Regions from separate parts of the Homo sapiens genome. Here region 2 is linked to region 1. Evidence: chromatin contacts called from ENCODE Hi-C or POLR2A ChIA-PET data. All regions are on one chromosome and are shown on one strand. The core of a region is the stretch at or near the end of the contact, and the rest is flanking DNA. Distances in the headings are between cores, read along the strand shown. Region 1 overlaps ERLIN1 (ER lipid raft associated 1). Region 2 overlaps CPN1 (carboxypeptidase N subunit 1).

What was found. A loop is a pair of places that touch in the nucleus more often than their neighbours do. ChIA-PET counts read pairs that join two places held with the same protein, here RNA polymerase II (POLR2A). Pooled maps may share reads with other maps.
Region 2: a loop to region 1 is called in a pooled map, with 7 times the contacts of the local background. The contact joins two enhancer-like sites. A Hi-C loop is called at or near these places in 6 of 50 pooled maps. POLR2A ChIA-PET finds 5 or more read pairs at or near these places in 3 of 52 experiments (GM12878, activated naive CD4-positive, alpha-beta T cell and common myeloid progenitor, CD34-positive).

Annotation. Positions count from the first base shown.
Region 1 is chr10:100,143,769-100,150,111 of GRCh38, forward strand. ERLIN1 (ER lipid raft associated 1) reads right to left here. Exons shown (of 11, transcript NM_006459.4): 11 at 6,326-6,343. It also overlaps the pseudogene SPCS2P2. Among named protein-coding and RNA genes, the nearest start is that of ERLIN1, 39 kb to the right of the region's middle. RefSeq lists enhancers at 4,407-5,606, 5,486-5,575. Within about 2 kb of position 5,008, at least 2 of the 41 ENCODE cell types and tissues checked have a DNase peak (open chromatin) inside an H3K27ac peak, as active enhancers do.
Region 2 is chr10:100,042,185-100,048,741 of GRCh38, forward strand. It overlaps CPN1 (carboxypeptidase N subunit 1), which reads right to left. Exons shown (of 9, transcript NM_001308.3): 9 at 9-389. The coding sequence ends at 243. Among named protein-coding and RNA genes, the nearest start is that of DNMBP, 36 kb to the left of the region's middle. RefSeq lists an enhancer at 2,172-2,998. Within about 2 kb of position 1,352, at least 16 of the 41 ENCODE cell types and tissues checked have a DNase peak (open chromatin) inside an H3K27ac peak, as active enhancers do.

The sequences.
Region 1 (6,343 bases), core at 3,758-6,257:
CCAAAATTCTCCCCCTACGGGTATTTTTCCAGAAGTACCTTTCTGGCAGAATCATCCAGAGTTTTTCATAGCGGATCCATCCCACTTGTCAGTTTTTCCATGCTTCTCATCCGTCTTCCACTTAGCCAACAAGCCACTGAGGCTACTGCCTGTCGCGCAGCTGAGACCACCGCTGGCCCCACTACTGCCTCCGCCACCACCACTTCTCCTGCCCTGGGCAGCTGCCGCCATCTTGTCGCAAAAAGCTTTCTTTGAAAGGTTTGTTTCCAACCTTTGGGAAAAGCCACCAATGGGTAATAAGACTTAGAAGGCCCACCATGCTCTACCTTGCCCTTCCCCTCTTCTCACACCCACCTCTTCAGCCTCCTGTTTTGGTGCTCTCATTCTCACTAATAATGTTGCACCTATATTGAATATTTTTTTACCATTTCTGGAAGGTTCTTGAACTGAGGTCTTCACACTATTACTCAATCCTTTAAAAAAAAACAGCTTGAGATATAATTCATATGCCATGTAATTTATAATTTAAAGTATACAGTTCAGTAGTTTTTATTTTTTATTTTTTAAATTTTTATTTTTTGAGATGGAGTCTTGCTCTCTCACCCAGGCTGGAGTGCAGTGGCACGATCTTGGCTCACTGCAACCTCCGTCTCCTGGGTTCAAGTGATTCTCCTGCCTCAGCCTCCTCCAGTAGCTGGGATTACAGGCGGAGGCCACCAGGCCCAGCTACTTTTTTTTGTATTTTTAGTAGAGACAGGATTTCACCATGTTGGCTGGGCTAGTCTCAAACTCCTGACCTCAAATGATCTGCCCACCTCGGCCTCCCAAAGTGCTGGGATAACAGGCGTGAGCCACCGTGCCCAGCCTCAATAGTTTTTAGTATATGCAGAATTATGCAACTACCACCAAAATCAAATTTTAAAATCTCTTCATTACCCCAAGAAGAAACGCCGTGCCCATTAGCAGCTACTCAATTCCCTCTCCTCCCAGCCTCAGGCAACCACCAGTCTTTTCGTCCATAGGGATGTGTCTATGATGAACATTTAATGTAACTAGAACCTGGCTTCTTCCTCTTAGCCTAATGTTTTCAAGGCTTATTCGTGTTGTAGCATGCATCAGTACTTCATTCCTTTTTTATAGAATATTCCATTGCATGGATAGACCACATCTGATTTATCCATTCATCAGGTGATGGACACTCTGGGGTTGTGTCCACCTTCTGGCTACTATGCATAATGCTGCTATAGAGCGCAAGTCTTCGTGTGGACATGTTCCCATTCTTTTGGGTAGATACCCAGAAGTGAGATTGCTGGATCGTATGTTAACTCTGTTTAACATTTTGAGAAACTGTAAAATGTTTTCTAAGGCAGTGCCCTCATTTTACATTCCTACCAGCAAATTATGCAGATTCCAATTGCTTCACTTCCTTGCCCACACTAGTTACTGCCTTTCTTATTATAGCCATCCTAGTGGGTGTGAAGTGGCTATCTTGTTGCATTCCTCTAATGACTAAAGATGTCGACCATCTTTCTCATTTTTTTTTTTTTTTTTGAGACGGAGTCTTGCTCTGTCGCCCAGGCTGGAGTGCGGTGGCGCGATCTCGGCTCACTGCAAGCTCCGCCTCCTGGGTTCACGCCATTCTCCTGCCTCAGCCTCCCAAGTAGCTGGGACTACAGGTGCCCGCCACCACGCCGGGCTAATTTTTTGTATTTTTAGTAGAGACGGGGTTTCACCGTGTTAGCCAGGATGGCCTCGATCTTCTGACCTCGTGATCCGCCAGCCTCGGCCTCCCAAAGTGCTGGGATTACAGGCTTGAGCCACTGCGCCCGGCCCTTTTTCATGTTTTTATTGGCCATTTGTATACCTTGTCTGAAGAAATGTCTGTTGAGATCCTTTGCCCATTTTAAAATTGGGTTGTCTTTTTATTGAGTTGTTATTCCCCGATCTTTAACTGGCGGATGCTCTTTTTCATTCTTTATCTTCTCCCTCTTTTTTGAGACCCTCCTAGCACTGCATTCCTCCCACTTTGATAAGTCTCTCAAGTGCTTTGGTTACGGTCTACTTTCCCACCAGACTGTTCTTTTTTTTTTTGAGATGGAGTCTCACTCTGTCCCCCAGGCTGGAGTGCAGTGGCGTGATCTCAGCTCACTGCAACCTCTGCCTCCTGGCTTCAAGTGATTCTCCTGCCTCAGCCTACCAAGTAGCTGGGACTACAGGCACATGCCACCACACCCGGCTAATTTTTGTATTTTTAGTAGAGATGGGGTTTCACCATATTGGCCAGGCTGGTCTCGAACTCCTGACCTTGTGATCCGCCTGCCTCTGCCTCCGAAAGTGCTGGGATTACAGGCGTGAGCCACCACGCCCAGCCCAAGACTGTTGATTCTAAGAGAGCAGAGACTATGTCTGTCTGACTCACTGTTGTTCATTACTGGCCCATTACTTTATACATTTTAGGTTTCCTGGCACATATCAGGTACTCAACAAACATCTGTCGAATTGTATTTAATGTGATTTTCACAGTTTCTCTTGTGTCAGGAGGGTTGCTGTCTCCATTGAAAAGGTTTTTTTGGGTCACCTCCTCTCTAACCATTTGTGGTCCTGTCTCCTACCAGTTGGGGGTTGTCCCAGAGGCTATTAATTCTTGTGCTCGAGTTGAGCATATGTTTGGACTGACTGCAGCCTCCATAGCGTTGGAGGATCCCTAGGGTGAAAAGCAGTAAGTGCAGCTCATGTGTGAGGTGAGATGCAGTCAGAGGAAAGTGAATTGATGCCTCATGGAACTGTCTACCATGGCCACAGCTGGAGTTAGAGGTGGGGTGGAGTGGAATTGCGATAGGGCGCCAGAGGCATCAGACACACCCAGTTTGTCAGAACCTGCCTTAGGTGTCTGAAATCCAGTTACAGTTATTGTGCCTATTAGGATGCACACCCTGACAGACTTGCATATGGAGAAAACCAATGCAATTTTGTTTTGAACAAATTGCCTTTCTACCCCTGCATCAACCACTTATGGAATGTGCTGTCCCCAGGAAGGGGATGTGATCTTGGCCCGGGGCAGGGGTCTTTAGCCGAGGAAAATTTCTGCAGAGCGACTCTGCTAAAAGCTGTCACCATGAACACTCCCAGCAACCAGGAGAATGAGTGATTAACATCTGCAAACAGGATCTGGGTGTTGTGCCATCAGCCCTGCACTGTTCACCTCCACTTGCTTTGTAACCCAAATAAGGGGAGCTGCTCCCCCAGGCTCCAAAGGGCTGATCTTTCTGGAATCAGCTGTCATACCGCTCAGCTTACTAAGAGCACCTCTGCCAAGTCCTGCAGAGGGCAGAGAAGTCACCCATAAGTCACCACTTCACACATGAACCATCTCATTATCCCTTTTCCTGACCTCGACTGCAGGGCTTACAAATCTCTATAAACATCCTCTAAAATCTCCCCTCAATTTAGAGCTTTCATCACCCTAAACCTAATGGCTTCAAAGGCAAATATAAAGGGCTGTGGTAAACTTGGATCTGGAATATGACAGGTTCAAATCCTTACTTTGCCACTCATATTCATGGGATCTTGAGTAATGTAATCTCTCTAGATCTCAGCTATGAAATGAAGTAATAGTAGAGCCTCATAAGGTTTGCAGTGGACAGCCTCTCATGCCTCCTGGCACTGCATTTTGAAATGCAATAGCAAGTGCTTCTCCCACTGCCTGGAACACACTCCACCATCACCACTGCTCTCTTCAGCTGGCTGTCTGCCTCCTGTCCATCCTTAAAAATTTGGCTCAGATCAGACATTGCTTCCTAGAAACCAAAAGGCTGGGCTGATCTTTACTGGTGCCCCACAGCACCCAGTGAACACCCTGCTTACTTACCACACTATCACACTTGCCTACTTACTTGCTGTATTGCCCCATCCTACACACACACACAAGGCTATATGGCTTTTTGTTGCCTCAGCAACTAGCCTACAGTAGATACTCAATAAATATTTATAGGAAGAAAGAAAGGAGACTATTTTTTGTGTGTATTTTTAGTAGAAACAGAGTTTCACCATGTTAGCCAGGCTGGTCTCAAACTCCTGACCTCAGTTGATCTGCCCGCCTTAGCCTTCCAAAATGCTGGGATTACAGGTGTGAGCCACCGAGCCCCACTGGAAGAAGACATTTTTTAAAATTAAAAAAAAAAAAAGTAGAAAAATTGATTGAAAGAAATAAGAAAAATTGGAAAGACAGGTACTAATTCAGAAGAAATATGGTAAGGGAAACAAGTAAAACGTCATTCTGCATTACAGTCTATGTCAAAATAGACACTAGGAGTGAGCAATGAATTAACAGTAAATTTTTTGTTTTTTTTTGTTTGTTTGTTTTGAGACAGAGTCTTGCTCTGTCGCCCAGCCTGGAGTGCAGTGGCTCGATCTCAGCTCACTACAACCTCCACCTCCCAGGTTCAAGTGATTCTCCTGCCTCAGCCTCCTGAGTAGCTGGGGATTATAGGCACGTGCCACCACACCCAGCTAATTTTTGTATTTTTAGTAGAGATGAGGTTTCACCATGTTGATCAGGCTGGTCTTGAGCTCCTGACCTCATGATCTGACCGCCTCAGCCTCCCAAAGTGCTGGGATTACAGGCATGAACCACTGCACCCGGCCCAGTAAATTCATTTTAAGTGCTCATACCAGGGCAGAGACCAGGAGAAAGATGAGAAGCTGGCCCAGCTTGTTGGGATGCTCCTGGAGGGCTGTGGTTGGGGTTTAACATCCAGCTAGCTTAGCTCATAGCTGGTGAAGACATTAATCTACGTGTTCTATTATGCAATTGCAGGTAGCAGGCACTGTGCTCACTCTCTCCACTATGGGAACTTATAGCTACTCAGAGACAGACACATATATTGACTCCTGTAGACAACTGACTCCTGTAGACAAGGTGAACTAATGCATCCCAGCAATTACCACGTGCGAATCTCTACACTAGATGCAACAACATATCCTCCTGAATCCACTGAAGAGTCACCCTGCAAGGATGAGTAATCAGGTTCAGAGATGTTAGGTAACTTCCCATGGTTACACATAAAGTCCTGACATGGACACTGTAGGCTCACTTCTAAGTTTTTTCCATGACTCACTTGCCTGATTTACCTGCATGTCATATTCAACTTTTTGTTCTTTCATGCAACAAAGCCATCTCATATGGGCCAGATGCCATCTTAGGCATTAGCAACAGAAACAATCCCCAGGGAACAGCACAGCCACAGCCCCCGCCCCCGCCCTCAGAGAGATTAGCATTTGTGAAAACAGACATTGAGCACATAATGAGACATGAAGTGTGCATGATGTGTGACGGGGGGGAAATACAGGATGCTAACCCAGGCCAAGCAGTTCAAAGTGAACTGAAGCTTTTACATCTGAAGAAGTGATGAAGACTCAGGAGTTGGCTGAGGAAAGTCAGCACTACGAGGGAAGGAAAGTGAACCAGGCAGATGGAACAACGTATGAGAAGGGACAGACAGAAGGTGCATTCAGGGACCTTAGAGAAGGGTGGCTGGAGAGGACAGCAGGGGCCAGATCACGAACTTCGTGTGTACACATTTGAGACTTAATCCTAAAGCGATTAGAAGCCACGGCTTCTAATTCACAAATTCTTTTGCCACAGAAGAGGCAGAAATCACTTCATTTTAATACCTACCAATAACCTATAGGATGGTCAGTTCAAATTATTCTCAGGTCCACAGCAACTGACCTAGGATACTATGGGGTTGATCCCATAAGAACAGGAGGAAAGAGCTGCTTTCCCCACAACTCCCATTACCACTCCCTGCTGGCCCAAGATCACCAGGAAATTGATCCCAGGAGGAAATACAGAACGTTTGGGAAGAGCAGGTCCAACTCTGGCTCTTGGGCCGCTAACATCTTAATAGTCAAGTTGGTTATATTGTGCCATTACATTACCAGTTATAATTTACACAAATTGTCCTTCTCTGGCTTGGTCTGTCTCCTCCCCTCCTCAGTGCAGAAGTACTTTTGCTCTCAGGGACGGATCCCAGTGGCCTGATGCTCCATCCTCCCTCCTTGCCCCTCTGCCACAGGCCCTGTCCCACAAAGGATTAGAAGAACACCCCTTGTTAAATTCCAGGAGTCAGCAAAGAGTGGACACCTTGTTTTAAACATTCTTATACCAGGTAGGCAGTATTCTGGCAAGAGTATAACAAAAGCCTCTACAGTTAAGTTAAACCCGCAAATAAACTGGCTCCCTAGTTGAAATGTGCAAGACAGCCTTAGGAGCATGTTAAGATGACAGAAAAATGAAGACGTGGGAAAAAAAAACACAAATCACTGATAGTAAAATAATTTT
Region 2 (6,557 bases), core at 102-2,601, 110 kb before region 1:
AAGTGCTAGGATTACAGATGTGAGCCACCACACCCGGCCACCACATCACCTTTCAATAGATCCTAATTTTTTTCATGATGACCTAGAGATGGCTTACCCCTGGAACAGATGGAGACCATTCTGAATTGTTCTGAATATGTTTGTATTTAAATATGTCCCAGATAATAAAATAGAAAGAATGCTTGATCTGATCTGAGAGCAGGAGCAAAGCCTTTCTGAAGGGTTGCCTGGCACTGTGGGTTTCAGGCAGGGCCTCTCTGCAGCTGCCTCATCTCCATTTCTTTCTTTCTGGCTTGGGGCTGCACTTTGGCTCTGACTCCGTGCCTTCTGCTGGGAGCTCTCCTCACAGGGCTTACTTGAGGGATGCTTCTTTTGAGGTGGAAGTTAACCTGGAAGAAAAAAAGCAGGAGCTACGAGATCCGTTTGGACCATCTTTTGCCATAGTTCCAGTTTCTGAGGGCTGGGTACTAGGGAAAATTATTATAGCAGTGACCCAGAGAAGCACTGGTGGTGTCATATAGACTTGGCTAACGTTCCCCCAAAATTGGTATGCAATCATTGGTGATAGATAGAGTGTGACTGGATGAACTTAATATACATTGATTTTACATGTATTAGAAAAAGATGGGCTGGGTGTGGTGGCTCATGGCTGTAATCCCAGCACTTGGGAGGCTGAGGTGGTGGATCACCTGAGGTCAGGAGTTCAAGACCACACCGGGCAATATGGTGAAACCCTGTCTCTACTAAAAATACAAAGAAATTAGCCAGGTGTGGTGGTGCACACCTATAGTCCCAGCTACTCAGGAGGCTGAGGCGGTAGAATTGCTTGAACCCAGGAGGTGGAGGCTGCAGTGAGCTGAGATCTTGCCACTGCACTCCAGCCTGGGTGACAGCGAGACTCCATCTCAAAAAAAAAAAAAAAAAAGAAAAAAATTAGGTTGGGCATGGTGGCTGTAATCCTTGCACTTTAGGAGGCTGAGGCGGGCAGATCACTTGAGATCAGGAGTTAGAGACCAGCCTGGCCAACATGGTGAAACCCCGTCTCTACTGAAAATACAAAAATTAGCTGGGCTGGTGGCACATGCCTATAGTTCCAGCTACTCGGGAGGCTGAGGCAGGAGAACTGCTTGAACTCAGCAGGCAGAGGTTACAGAGAGCCAAGATCACGCCACTGCACTCCAGCCTGGGTGACAGAGTGAGATTCCATCTCAAAAAGAAAAAAAAAAGTAAAGAAAAGAAAGAAAAATATATCTACACATCAAATATGATTTCACCAATACTGCCACTTAGGACAAGAGCCATGATTGACGGTGCTGTAACAATCTTCTTTATGCTGCCTGGGTGACTCACAGGTGCCATGCTCAGGCATGCCAGTAAGTGTCACCATGCTTCAGAACTAAACCTTCTGCCTACTTGTTTGACTTCAAAGATAGTAGAGATGATAAAGAGTGTTGGTATGGACTTGGGGATTTATTTTACTTTTCTTTTTTTTTTTAATTTTAGAGATGGGGTCTTGTTATGTTGTCCAGGCTGGACTCAAACTCCTGGGTTCAAGATCCCCCTGCCTCAGCCTCTCAGCCTCCTGAGTAGCTGGGATTACAGGCACATGCCACCACATCCTGCTTGGATTCTTAAACTGGAAATTTCCATGTGTGTTAATGCATCCTTTCAAGCACTACATTGCAACCTCTCTTCTGGCCACAGCACGCAGATGGAAAGATACTTTTCACTGACAAATGTGGGACATTCTGGGTGTGGAAGAGCCGTAGAACTATCCCAGGCTGAAGAGGAAGGAGAGGGAGTGGCACAGTGTCCTAACCACACTCCTCTGGGGCAGGCCTGGGCTTTCCCACCCTTGGAACAGCTTGAGCCCCTGAAGCCAGCTGGGAGTTAAAAAACATGTCACTGACTAAGAGGCCTCTCTGTAGGGTTATTTCCTGCCCCTTCCGCAAAAATTGATAGCCAGTTTTTCTGCTAGTTCCTCCAGGAGGGAAGGGGAGAATCAGAGCCAACTGTGCTGTATTATTTACCAATTCCTATTTAGTAACATAGGAATCTAGACAGAAAAAAATGAGAGAGAAGAGAGACAAGAAAATGAGGCAAGGACAGAGGAAAAGGAAAGGAGTGGTGACATGTGGAAGGCCTTGGGGAAAAGCAAAGAAAACACTGGGCCCCGGAAGATATTTTATTTCATTTTATTTTTATTTTGAGATAAGGTCTTACTCTGTCATCCAGGCTGGAGTGCAGTGGTGCAATCACGGTTCACTGCAGGCTCCATCTCCTGGGTTCAAGTGATCCTCCCACCTCAGCCTCCCAAGTAGCTGGCACTACATGTGCATGACACCATGCCCGGCTAATTTTTGAACTGTTTTGTAGAGATATGATTTCGCCATGTTGCCCAGGCTGGTCTCAAACCCCTGGGCTCAAGTGATCTGCCAGCCTCAGCCTTCCAAAGTGCTGAGATTACAGGTATGAGTCACCGCACCCAGCTGAGACATTTTAAAGCTGGAAACTCTGTAGTAAACAATCTTTTTTTTTTTTTTTGAGATGGAGTCTTGCTCTGTCACCCAGGCTGGAGTGCAGCGGCACAATCTCGGCTCACTGCAACCTCCGCCCCCTGGGTTCAAGCAATTCTCTTGCCTCAGCCTCCCAAGGAGCTGGGATTACAGGCATGAGCTACCACACTTGGCTAATTTTTGTATTTTGAGTAGAGACAGGGCTTCGCCATGTTGGCCAGGCTGGTCTCGAATTCCTGACCTCAAGTGATCCGCCTGCCTCAGCCTCCTGAAGTGCTGGGATTACAGGTGTGAACCACCACACCTGGGCAATATTTTTTTCCTTTTTTCTTTCCCAGACAGATGGATATCTGCTTTAGACTGGGAAGGGAGATAGACTCCTTTGTGATCAATAAATGGGTTTTTAGTTGTTACTGTGTCTGGAAATTGTATCCAAATGACAGACATCTTTTCTCCTCTGAGTATATTTGACATAATGATGGGTTATGTTAATTTATTTAAAGAATATGTGAAAAGGGGGGCAAAATCCTTTGAAATTGAGTGTGTTACTCAAGAGGACGTGCAGTTGTTTGAATTTGGCGTTGAACAGACTTGCTGGTAATGCAAAACTTATATATGTAGCTGCTTAACAGTCATTCAATTTTAGGATATAACAAGAAAAAAGGGAAAGAGGACCCCAGATCAGCTCATAGGCTGCAATGAAAGATTTACTCTCTGTTTCCTGCAACTGTAAGCAGAAGTAATTTACATTATTTAGGAGATGGGACTAGGGGAGGGGATGGAGGAAGAAACTATCTGGAAATTCTCAAAGGACTTAAAGCATAGTTCTTTCTCCTGATCCTTGTGTTACAATAAGGAGCTACAAACACAGGTTGTACACTTAGTATGAGTTCTGTAACACATTGGCTAAGAAGGGAGCCAGAGAGCCTGATATAGGTTCGAATCCTGACTCCCACCACTTGCTATGTGATATTACACAAGTTTCTTTTATCTTCTCTAAGCCACAAATGGGGATACTTGCATCTACCTCACAGGGTTGTTGTGAAGGTTAAATGAGATAATGCTGGAAAGCTCTCATATCATGTCATACATAGTACTTATTCAATAAATAGTAAAAGACAAGCTTGACTGGACTGCATTGTGTTAATAGGGAAAGGTGGTGGGAGGGTCTACTAAGGGTTGTGTACAGGAGTGAGGCGGCCCTAGGAAAGGCTGACTTTTAGGAAATGAGATCTGTAGATGTCTGTTAAATAGGACTGCCTCATTATTTTGTCCTCATTTGAGAAATCTGAGGATTAGTGTCTACGATCTCTGAGCTCTGTTAGCTCTGAGATCTTAATACAACCAAAACTGAAAAGATCCAGGCTGTAAAATCAAAGAAGTTCTTTGCTTCTCATCCTATCTATAAAAGAAAGCCCTGGAGAGTTTAATCTTGAAGAGTAGCTGGCTTTTTGCGGCATGAGTGGAAAGCAAGATCAGGGCCCAGGGAGCACCAGAAGGGATGGTAGAGCGCCCTCTGGTGGCAGTCCTTGCCAGTGGCACAGAAGAATGCAAGCCCGCTGCCTTCTCTGTAAAAACTGGTCTTAAAGAAACCATCAGATTTAGGCCGATCACAGTCTAGGCGGAGGGAGCACAGTGGCTCACGCCTGTAATCCCAGTGCTTTGGAAGGCCAAGGTGTGAGGATCTCTTGAACTCAGGAGTTCAAGGCTGCAGTGAGCCATGACTGTACCACTGCCCTCCAGCCTGGGCTACACAGAGAACCCGTCTCTACAAAAAATAACAAAAATTAGGCCAGGTGCAGTGGCTCACGCCTGTAATCTCAGCACTTTGGGAGGCCGAGGAGGGTGGATCACCTGAGGTCAGGAGTCCAAGACCAGCCTGGCCAACATGGTGAAAACCCGTCTCTACTAAAAATGCAAAAATTAGCTGGGCGTGGTGGCACATGCCTGTAGTCCCAGCTACTTGGGAGGTTGAGGCAGGAGAATCACTTGAACCCGGGAGGCGGAGGTTGCAGTGAGCCGAGAATGTGCCATTCACTCCAGCCAGGGCAACAGAGCAAGACTCTAGTCTCAAAAAATAAAAATAAAAATGGCCGGGTGCGGTGGCTCACGTCTGTAATCCTAGCACTTTGGGAGGCCGAGGTGGGCAGATCACCTGAGGTCAGGAGTTCAAGATCAGCCTGGCCAACATGGCAAACCCCTGTCTCTACTAAAAATACAAAAAATAGCTGAAGATGGTGGCACATGCCTGTAATCCCAGCTACTTGGGAGGCTGAGGCAGGAGAATTGCTTGAACCCAAAAGACAGTGGTTGGAGTGAGCCGAGATTGAGCCACTGCACTCCAGCCTGGGTGGCAGAGCGAGACTCTGTCGAAAAAAAAAAAAAATTAGCTGGACATGGCGGCATGTGCCTGTAGTCCCAGCTACTTGGAAAGATGAAGCAGAAGATCTCTTGAGTCTGAGGCTGCAGTGAGCCATAATCACGCCAGTGCACAGCCTGAGGGACAGAGACACTCCCTGTCTCTATGAAAGAAGAAGAGGAGGAAGAGGAGGAGGACAAGGAAGAGGAGGAGATATCTGACCTATCTTGTTTGACTGTAGGTCAAGGAGAAGGAGGAGGAGAAGAAAGAGAGGAGGAGGAGGACATATCTGACCTCCCTTGTTTGACTGTAGGTCATAAGACCCTACCTTGTTTGACTATAGGTCATGAGTCCCTCTTTCCAGAGAGGGTACTGACCCACACACAGAAGGAAGAAATTCATGGTCAGAGAGCCCAGAAGAATCTGGAAAGATAGGCCTTGCTAGATTTCTTCACTCAGTGCATAGCATTAGCTGATACTTTTTTTGTCCAGTTGCATTTATTACCTAGCTGTACCTACTTTGTTGAACCTACACATAAAAGTGGACAATTTCCCCGGTATCTTTGGGCCTTCATTCTGAAGGCTCCTGTGTATACACGTTAAATAAATTGGTATGCTCACACAAAACAAAAAAAGAAAAAACAGGCCGGGCATGGTGGCTCATGCCTGTAATCCCAGCACTTTGGGAGGCCGAGGTGGGCAGATCACCTGAGGTCAGAAGTTCGAGACCAGCCTGACCAACATGGAAAAACCCCATTTCTACTAAAAAAAACCCACCAAAAATTAGCCAGGTATGGTGGCACATGCCTGTAATCCCAGCTACTCAAGAGGCTGAGGCAGGAGAATCACTTAAACCTGGGAGGCGGGTGTTGCGGTGAGCCGAGATCATGCCATTGCACTCCAGCCTGGGCAACAAGAGCGAAACCCCCTCTCAAAATAACAATAATAATTATAATAATAAAATAAAATAAAAATAAATTGGTATGGCTTTTCTCCAATTAATCTGCCTTTTGAGAGTTGATTTGGCCCCTGCATACTAAAGGCTTTATGTGCATGTTCTCATTTCAGCCTCTGGTGAAGGAGGCACTATTATTACCAATTTACTGAGAATAAGAGAGATTAGGTAATTTGTCCAAGGTCTGTGGGCAAATGAGCTGAATTTAGAACTAGACAGTGCTTTAAATCACTATGCTATGTTAGACAGAAGAGGAAAAGCCAAAAGGAAGTGAGGAAGGATATAACAGGAGAGTGACAGAACAAAAATTAGGATGTGCGAGCAATTAATTCTTTAAAAAACAGTAAAAGAAAGAAGCTGGGCAAAGATTAGAGCTGTGCAATCACTTAAGATTTTGCAAGGGCCAAGGGTGGTGGCTCATGCCTGTAATCTCAGCACTTTGGGAGGCTGAGGCAGGCAGATCACTTGAGCCCAGGAGTTCAAGACCAGCCTGGGTAACATGACGAAATCCTTTTTCTAAAAAAAGAAAAATTAGGCGGGCATGGTGGTGTGTGCTTATACTCACTCCCAGCTACTCGGGAGGCTTAGGCGGCAGGATTGCTTCGGCCCAGGAGATCGAGGCTGCAGTGAGCCACAGTGGTGCCACTGCACTCCAGCCTGGGTGACAGAGCAGGACACTGTCCTCCAAAAAAAGACTGTATAAGTGATCTCTACAGTGCACCGTCAA